2 separate regions of the Mus musculus genome follow, and region 2 is linked to region 1. A link is a contact called in ENCODE Hi-C or POLR2A ChIA-PET data. All regions are on one chromosome and are shown on one strand. The core of a region is the stretch at or near the end of the contact, and the rest is flanking DNA. Distances in the headings are between cores, read along the strand shown.

Region 1 (4,239 bases), core at 186-2,685:
GTTGATTGGACTCTTCTGTCAGAGGACCTGTTGATTCCTGGGGGCTAAGTGCTGAACAAGATGGAGAGGTCCTAACCCTCACTGACCTCGAATTATATAAAGGAGACAGAAAAGAAGTCACTAGCTCCCATATGGGTAACTTAACAACTGTGATAACTGTTATAAAGGAGAGAGGCACATGGGTACAGCATGCGGAAAGGGGCGTGCAGCACTTCAAGCTTGGTTTTTCGGGACAGTTTCTCTAAGTAGCCCTGGTTGTCCTGGAACTCACTCTGTAGATCAGGCTGGCCTCGAACTCAGAAATCCGCCTGCCTCTGCCTCTCAACTGTTGGGATTAAAGGCGTATGCCACCACTGCCCAGCTGGCTTGAGTTTTGAAATATTCACAAGAATTAACCCTAAGTGTTTATCACTCAATGTTTATGAACATTTTCCGAATTTATTTATATGGGGGATTGAGCCAGACTGGAGATGAATTCAGCCTGGGATGTTCTTGCAAATCCAATTGCTAATGTCATTAATCCCTCAAGACAGTTTGATAGTGGTCGATGGTCCACACCCAGGACTGTGAGGAGTCAGGGCAGACCTTATAGTATGGTGTTCCCTAAATAAAGTTCTCTCAGGGTACAGTCCTGGTTAGAACCAGGATCCATTTACCTGGGGGTCCAATTCCCTTTGATTTGGAATATTAGCCCTCTCACATCAAACTAATTCCTGTCTCACAGTAGGCGCTTAATAAATGTTTATAAAAAGAACAAATGCAGTAGGGTACTTGTGACACAGGGCTACATGACTGTAAACTGGAGCTAAACCTGACTGAAAAATTAAAATAATTTTTAAAAATGGGTGTGAAGTGCTGGGCGGTGGTGGCGCACGCCTTCAATCCCAGCACGTGGGAGGCAGAGGCAGGAGGATTTCTGAGTTCGAGGCCAGCCTGGTCTACTGAGTGAGTTCCAGGACAGTCAGGGCTACACAGAGAAACCCTGTCTCGAACACCCCCCCCTACAAAAAAAAAGAATAAATAATAAATAAATGGATGTGAAGTATTCCAGAAGTCTGGACAAAGGCTGTGAGGAGACTCCAGCTAAATGCCTTACGGCTGCTGGTGAACTAAGATCGGGGCAGCCAAGGTACGTGCGGATCAAACTTGTCTGGCTCTAGAGATGCAGAAGCTGGAGACACGGTCCCTGGCCAGCTTAGCTGGGTCCCGCCGCGGCCTTTAAAGGCCTACCACGTGGCCGCCCGGGTGTCCAAGGTCCAGAGGCGGTGTCCACGCTGCGCCTGCGTGCTGCTAGAGCCGGTGTCCCGCCTCTGAGAACGCCAGTCCCGTAGCAAGGCAGAAAGCAGAGAGTGGGCGGAGTTAAGTCCGTATGCTAATAAAGGGGCGGAACTTGCGAGGCAAAACCGGCTCTGTCTCCCGGACCTCTAAGAGACCCGCCGCAACCCTCAGCCTCTTTCCACGAGCGCTGACGTCGACGACGACGTCCCATTTAAAAGCGGCCGCGCAGGCGCAGTGAGGGGAAATGCGAACTTAGGCTGTTACACAACTGCTGGGGTCTGTTCTCGCTGTCCGCCCGCCCGGCAGTCTGTCAGTCGCGTCGCTACCGCCGCTGCCTCCTCCACTGTCCCGGGAGTCTCGGGCCGGTGGCTGCTGTCGCCGTCTGTTCGTGCTTCTCAGGAGCTTCGTCCGCCCGTTCAGGCCGTCCCTGCCGTCCGCCTCTCTTCCCCCGCGCTGCCTCTGAGCCCGCAGCGTTCGCACGCCGGCCGACATGAGCGGGGACCATCTCCACAACGATTCCCAGGTGCGACCAGCCGGCCCCCGACTCGTCCCCAGCTGCTCGGGCCCGGGCCGGCTCCGGCCCCGGCCAGGGCCCCGGTCCCAGCCCCAGCCGGCCGCGCCGGGTTGACAGGCCCGAGTCTGCGATGAGGGGCGGCCGGTTGGAGTCGCTTGGATGGCCGGGTCCCGGGCGGAGCCGTCAAGTTGGAGTTTGGTGGGGGGATGGCAGCCCCGGGTAGGCCATTCGCGGGCCTCTGGGTTCCGGGGCGCCGGGTGGGCCCGAGCCCCGGCCCCCGGCCGCGCGCTCTCGTCCGCCGCCCCGGGGCTTCATGTGCCGGTTGTTTCATCTTCCCTCCTTTTCTTTCCTCAGATCGAAGCGGATTTCCGATTGAATGGTGAGTGTGCCCCCCGCCCCGCCCCAAGTGTCCCCACACGCCGCTGCCTGCCTCCCCCGCGCCGGGCCGGAGCCGGGCAGAGGACAGACATGGCGTCCCAGAGACTAAGTCCCGGCTCCTCGCTCACCGGCCCCATTGTTCCCATCGGGCCGCCTCTGGACCCCCTTTCCCGGGGTCTCAGCACCCCCAGATCACGGCCTTCTCCAGAGGGGGCACCGGAGACCCCGCGTCGACCGTCGCTGGGTCTCGGGCGGCCTTTCTCCGCCGGGATTCTTCCCGGGAAAGTCGCCTTGTCGACGGTCGGGACTTAGTCTCTGCGCCATTTTCTTTTTCTCTCTCCTCTCCTTTCTGTGCCTGTGTCTTTCTCTCCCTCCCTCAGCTCCTTCCTTGAGCTGTCCAGAAAGAGCTTTCTGCAGAGCAGAGCCATATAAATCACAGACCTCACCAAAGAAGGAAGGCTTAGGGACGGAATTATCTTTTATTTTTTCTTAATAGAACTTTATTTTGGAAGTTACTTGCTTTCTGCTTCATGTTTGCTTGCTTTCTTCTTCTTTTTTAATTTTTGTGATTCCAGAACGAAAGATTCCCTTAGGCAGCTAAGGGTTTTATGGGTTTTTTTTGTTTCTTTTGTTTTTTGTTTTTAGTCCTTTTATTTTTTAAATGGTGAGATGTTTATAATAGCAGTTACAGTTCTTGAAACTAAAGCCATCTTTTGTGGAGTTCTTTGTATTTTGGGATTGTTTTCCCAAGTTGTGCTGTTTGCAAAGATAACTCCCTTTAAAAAAGTTTTCAGGTTGTCTGTGTGTCATCTAGTGTGAGTGTTGGACTTGAGCATATATTCTTTAAAAAAAATTAAAAGTATTAGTGACCAGAACTTCCTATTGTGGCAAGGTAGAGTTTTTTGTTTTTTGGGTTATTTTTGAGACACAGTTTATTGTGCTTGTTCCGAAAGGTTGCTGAATTGCTCATTTAGACATGGTGTGCTGGCCTTTTCTTTGGGGTCATAGGGAGTTTTAAAAAAGATTTTATTTATTGAAGTAGAGTGGCCAGCCCTGACTCCTGTCTTCTTCCTCATTCTTCTCAGGGGCTGCTATTTTTTTCAGGAATTAAGAGTTAACTGGCTTTCCTCACATCCTTAGGCTCTTGAGCCCTTTCCAGTCATGTTTTCAAAATATTTCCACTAAAGTTACCCAGGGAAGAATGTTGGTGGGTGTCTCCCACCACCCCAGTAAGAAGCTCACATTTAATGGATTTTCCAGCAATTCCATTGTAGTATGCTGGAAATTCCCACAGATTCTTATGGGTCCGATTGTGTTCAGTTAGTTTGGGTTCTGGGGAACTGAGTGGGAGAAGCCATTGAGTAGGTTTTCTGGTGCAGCAGTCCATGGTACTGGCCTGCCCAACTGAAAGCCTTATGTTTATATTTCCAAGTTGGTCATCCAAAGAGAGATGACACTGAGTTAGAGACTCTGTCTAGGTAAAGCTTTTCTTGAGCACCTAATATATGCCAGGTACTGTGCTAGAATTGAACCTGTCACCAACCACATCTGTCTTTGTTCAACTCAGCCTATTGGGGGAGTCACATCAGTTAATTACAAGGTAGGCGTTGGAGTGTATGTGTACCCAAAATGCTTTGGGAGCATAAAGGGCTTAATTTTATCTGGGGGTGGGGAAATTTCTTGGAGGTGACTGAGCAGGGTGTTGTATAAGACTAGGTACTGAGAATTGTCAGGGGTTGGATTATTTCTTGGGAGTCCATCCTATCAGGCTTTTAAACGAGGGAGATGAGACTGTCAAGCATATAGATAAGCTTCTTTGGAAAGGGGGTAAAGAAAGGATGTGGTAGTTGTGGATGTAAAATGGTTTTGAGCTCTCTGAAGGAAGGTAGGAATTTAATATAGAAAATTTATTTGCTTTTTAGTTGGGCCTAGTATGTAATATATTTAGCAATGAAACAAAATTGAGTCCTTTTTCCTCTTAAGTTTAACTTCCATTGTTCCCATCTAAATACAAAAGAGCTATTGAATCTATGCATGATTATGGGCTGGGTATGTTATCTTTGCATTTT
Region 2 (4,341 bases), core at 681-3,180, 85 kb after region 1:
AAGAAAATCATGGAGCCCCTGGGGGTGGGGGTGGGGTCTTGTTACAGACACAAAAGCAAAAAAGGTTTGGGCTGAACACAAGGAAGCTCCCAGAAAATAGAATTTTAAAGCATACTGTAGCCTCTAGGCTGCTGGAGTTGGCACAGAAAGCTCAACAACGATTACAACATTTTAAGAGGGTGTCTCCTGAGAGAACCGGCCAGACCAGGCAGGCAGGGAAAGGCCCTGTTCAGCTCCATCTGCCCTCTCTGTCTAATCATCCTGGCTGGCCATTCCCCTCCACTGAGTAAAAACCCCAGGGCCTTTGCACATGCTGTTATTCATACCTGGAAAGTACTTTCCTCCAGCCTTCCCTTCAAAATACATATGTCCATCTCTTTACACCATTTGGCCTCTCTTGAAGTCCTACAGACATAAGACACAGCTCCTCTTACTTAATGATTGGCCAGCTAGCCAATGGCCACCAGGATTACCTCTCACCCAGTGGGCTCTCTTGTGGAACACAGACACTCAGCTTCCCACTTATTACATAGCCTGACTTCAAGTCACGGGGCTCTGAAACCTTGATTAGAAGATAATTAGGATCATGAGTTGTGCAAGCCAACCTCAAGTCCAGTTTCCGCCTACATCAGAGGCCTGTCACTAGGTGGCAGTCAGTCTATCTCAACTCCCCAGTCCCTCAGGACAAAGTTCCTCAGTGGTATACAGAATTCGGACGTTCTTGAGACCACCCTCAAGGGAAATAGCGCATCTGTCACTATTTGCCTGGCAAAGCGAAGGTGGCCCAGGTGGGTGGGTTGTCCAAACCCATACATCACAAATTCTAGTCTCAGGAATCCCAGGGGAGCTTTCCTGCAAGGGGATGTTGTGTGGGACTTCTCACCTCTGAAATGCAGATGCTGTCCAGAGCTGCAGGGTAGCTGTCCAACTAACTGTCTGCTCATCATTGGCCAGACGGCAGGATCAAGGGATGCCCTCGGGTTTACCCGTGCTGTTCAGAGAACGGCTTTTGGAAGATTGATTTTAAGTTATTTAACAGTCACAGACAGGTGTCATGTCTGGAGAATAGAGGCAAAGTCCGCGGTGAGGGATGAAGCAGGAGAGATAGGGGAAGGCAAGACAGGACTGCTGGGCCACGAAGCTGTGCTGATTTGAAGCACAGTGGGAATTCACGTACGCAATTTCAAAGGCTTTAGTGGTAAATTCTGAAGCTCAGATGCAGGCAAGACCCAAGAGGATAGTGTACACAGAGAGAAGAGGGGTCCTCAGGATCGTGCGTAGAGTGGAGAGAGCCCCAAAGGCAGGAGGGAAGAGCCTCAGTGGATTACTTAGGGATGAGGGAGAGAAGAAAAAAGGTTCTTGCAAGGTGTGGGGTCTTCCAAATTCAGGAGTTCACTGCCATATAGAGAAGGTGTAGCGGGTGAAAGGGGCCATGTGATGAGGATGGCAAGCAAGGCTGTGGCGCAGATGACGAGATGCCTGGGTCGGGAGGTCAGGGGAGACCCAGGATTGGGGTCACCTGTGTCTGCGCAGAGGGGAAGCCACCCTGCAACTGGCCCAGCACTGAGTCCAGAGGAAAATGAGGCAGAGGACAAACCAGAGCTTCGGAGACTAAGTGCAGGTAGGGCGCGGGCGGAGCGTGAGGAGGGCAGCGGACCACGCGAGAGGCCTCGAAGGCCACCGGACCCGCGTCCGAGAGTCTGAGGGCCCTGCCCACACCTGCGTGGCCCCCTCCCCAGAGGCCACACTCCAAGGCCACCCTAGAACCCGTCTGTCTGCTCAAGCCCTTGCAAAAGACGTCTGCGCAGAGGGGGCGTGGCAGGCGTGCTGTCACTCACGGCCTGTTAGCCAATCCACGAGTGCGCCCCTCCCCGGAGAGGGTGCGCGGAGGGCCCGCCCCCGCCGCCACCGCGGGTGTGAGGAGGCCAGGCTGGCGCGGCTCCCTCCGCCCGGCAGCCTTGCCAGGTAACCGGGTTCGGCGGGAGGGCTGGGGGTCGCGCAGCCCCCTCGCTCCCTGGGAGGCGTGCACACTGCCGCGGCGGGTCCCGTGTGGGCCGGAGGCCCGTGCGCGCGTCGGACCGACGGGCCGCAGCCTGTGGGCGGGGTTGCGTGCGTGACGGGCGGCCGTGCCCCGCGTTGTGTCAGGCCTGCGCGGGGAAAGCTCGGCCGAACCGAGGTGTCCAGGTCCGCCCGCTGCGGCCTGCCCCGGGTTGCGGGGCGCAGGCGCGGCGGTGGGCGGGGGTCGTCCCCAGGAGCGTCTTTGTTCCCGGCGCGCTGAGGGCGGAGCCTCACCCCGCCCCGCCCCCGCGCTCAGTCCCCGCCCCGCGTCCGCCCGCAGGAGCTGCCACCGGGTCCCGCTCGCCTCCCCGGCCGCCGCCACCGCCTCCGCCTCCGCCGCTCCGGGCCCGCCGGCTTGCGTCGCCGAGGTCGCTGCAGCATGGCGGGCGTCGCGACCCCCTGCGCCAACGGCTGCGGGCCTGGCGCACCCTCCGAAGCCGAGGTGCTGCACCTCTGCCGCAGCCTCGAGGTGGGCACCGTCATGACTTTGTTCTACTCCAAGAAGTCGCAGCGGCCAGAACGGAAGACCTTCCAGGTCAAGTTGGAGACGCGCCAGATCACATGGAGCCGCGGCGCGGACAAAATCGAGGGGTCCAGTAAGTGCGCCCCACTCCGGCCTGCCTCGCGCCTGCCCGCCTCCCAAACACTTGGGCAAACTTTCGGGCCTCGCGCCTGGCGCCCCGTCTCCGCCCAGTCCCTGGTGGTCACTCTGGGGCGGGTGGAGGGGGGCATCCGGGTCTTGGATCACCTGATAGGACACCCCCTCCCCCAGTAGGGGGGGAGTGTTCCAGGCACTTTGCCCTGAGGCCTAAGAGTCCTCACTGGTTGGACAAGTGGAGTGGGATTCCGGCCCTTAGCATCGGGCGGCTGTCAGTGGCTGTGAGGGGAAGCCAAGACAGGGACCCCCTCATCCAACCTGAGAACCTGGGGAACCGACAAGATCTTCCTGCCCACTGCCATTTCTCCAGAGTGTGCTGTCTGTGAAAACTCCTAAGAGCTCCGGGATGGGCTTATTGGCGCAAGAACCTTTGGAATCCTCATGTAGAACTTAGGCAGATGTTGGGGTAGGGCTGGTTGTGGAGCAGAGCGGGCCTACTCATCTCCCTCTTCTTTGGGAGGATGGGGTATGAAAGCTAAAACCGTGACTGCTTCCCCCTCCCCATGTCCCGTGGATGGTTTTTTTTTTTTTTTTTTTTTTTGCCCCAGATCTGAATTTTGGAGGTCCATGGTGCTAGGCAGCCATCCAAAGCTAGAGCCAGGGCTCCTTTGCCCTTGCAGCATATAACAAGGAGCTTGCATTCAGAAAGGTTCCCTGGCCTTGGGTTTTGAGGTCCAGCCCTTTGTGTTGGATGTTCTCGTGACCACAGGGTAGCCCAGAGTTGCTCCTCTGGTTTCCTGTCGTAGCCTTCCCAGACCTGAGTGTGGTGGGTTTACACACAAGTCTCTGGTGGGAGAAGTAAGTCAGGAGTTTTGAGAAACCTCGGCTCTTTCTGATAGTCATTTTCCTCGGTGTGAGGCAGGATGAGGAGTCTTTGCAACTCCAGGCTTTGAGATGTTTCTTACAAGAACCCCCAAAGAGTCTATGGTTGAAGGGACCTAGCCTAAGAGCCAGGTCTGTGTTAGAGAAGGGGGGGTGGTGTCAGGAAGTAACAACGGAGAGAAGGTCCCACAGATCTTCCTGGGGATGGTGTACATGTGTGTCGATGGGTGAGGAGATGAGGAGGAAGGAAGGTTTCTGTGGTAAGACAGCCATCCTCAACTACAAACTTCAGGTCTGACAGAATTGGCCCTTAACCATCACCAGTGCCCATCAGCCCTGGCCTCCGCTGGAAGAACATTTCAGTGATTTTCAGTGTTGGGGGATGGAACTGCAGACAGTTCCGGTAGTCCTGAGACATCACTCAGACATCAGGTTGCAGGCATGGCATTTTACGTTTGTAGTATTTCCTGTGTTTAAGTGGTGGCATTAGTTCCCCGGTAGCTAGCTCTTGGTAACAGCTGCACTGTAAACCGTGTGTGTAGCCCAGTAGTGGAAGATAGCTATGGTATTTGAAGCCAGTGTGTTAGCTGTACGTCACCCAGCCAGGTGCTTTCCCTCTCGGAGCCTCGGTTCCTCTGTAAGTTAGAAGAAGTATATTTACTATAAATGGTCACTTTTGGAAGTGAGATAGTTGGTGTAAAGTAAGCAAACTAAATATGTAATAGATGCGAGCAGAGACGTTACAGAAGTTTAAGAACCAGTTATTAGTAGCAGTAGCTATGGTAGATGCTTGTCCTCCTAGA

What was found. Hi-C counts contacts between places; a loop is a spot of excess contacts on that map. ChIA-PET counts read pairs that join two places held with the same protein, here RNA polymerase II (POLR2A).
Region 2: POLR2A ChIA-PET joins it to region 1 with 10 read pairs in Patski. The contact joins the promoter of Plcg1 here to the promoter of Top1 in region 1. A Hi-C loop is called at or near these places in 1 of 37 maps with a recorded cell type or tissue (regulatory T cell). POLR2A ChIA-PET finds 5 or more read pairs at or near these places in 2 of 5 experiments (Patski and embryonic stem cell).

Annotation. Positions count from the first base shown.
Region 1 is chr2:160,644,462-160,648,700 of GRCm38, forward strand. Top1 (topoisomerase (DNA) I) reads left to right here and starts at 1,436. Exons shown (of 21, transcript NM_009408.2): 1 at 1,436-1,801; 2 at 2,147-2,171. The coding sequence starts at 1,769.
Region 2 is chr2:160,729,380-160,733,720 of GRCm38, forward strand. It overlaps Plcg1 (phospholipase C, gamma 1), which reads left to right and starts at 1,931. Exons shown (of 34, transcript NM_021280.3): 1 at 1,931-1,965; 2 at 2,339-2,654. The coding sequence starts at 2,438. Gm52567 (a long non-coding RNA gene) reads right to left here and starts at 1,368. Exons shown (of 2, transcript XR_003954082.1): 1 at 327-1,368.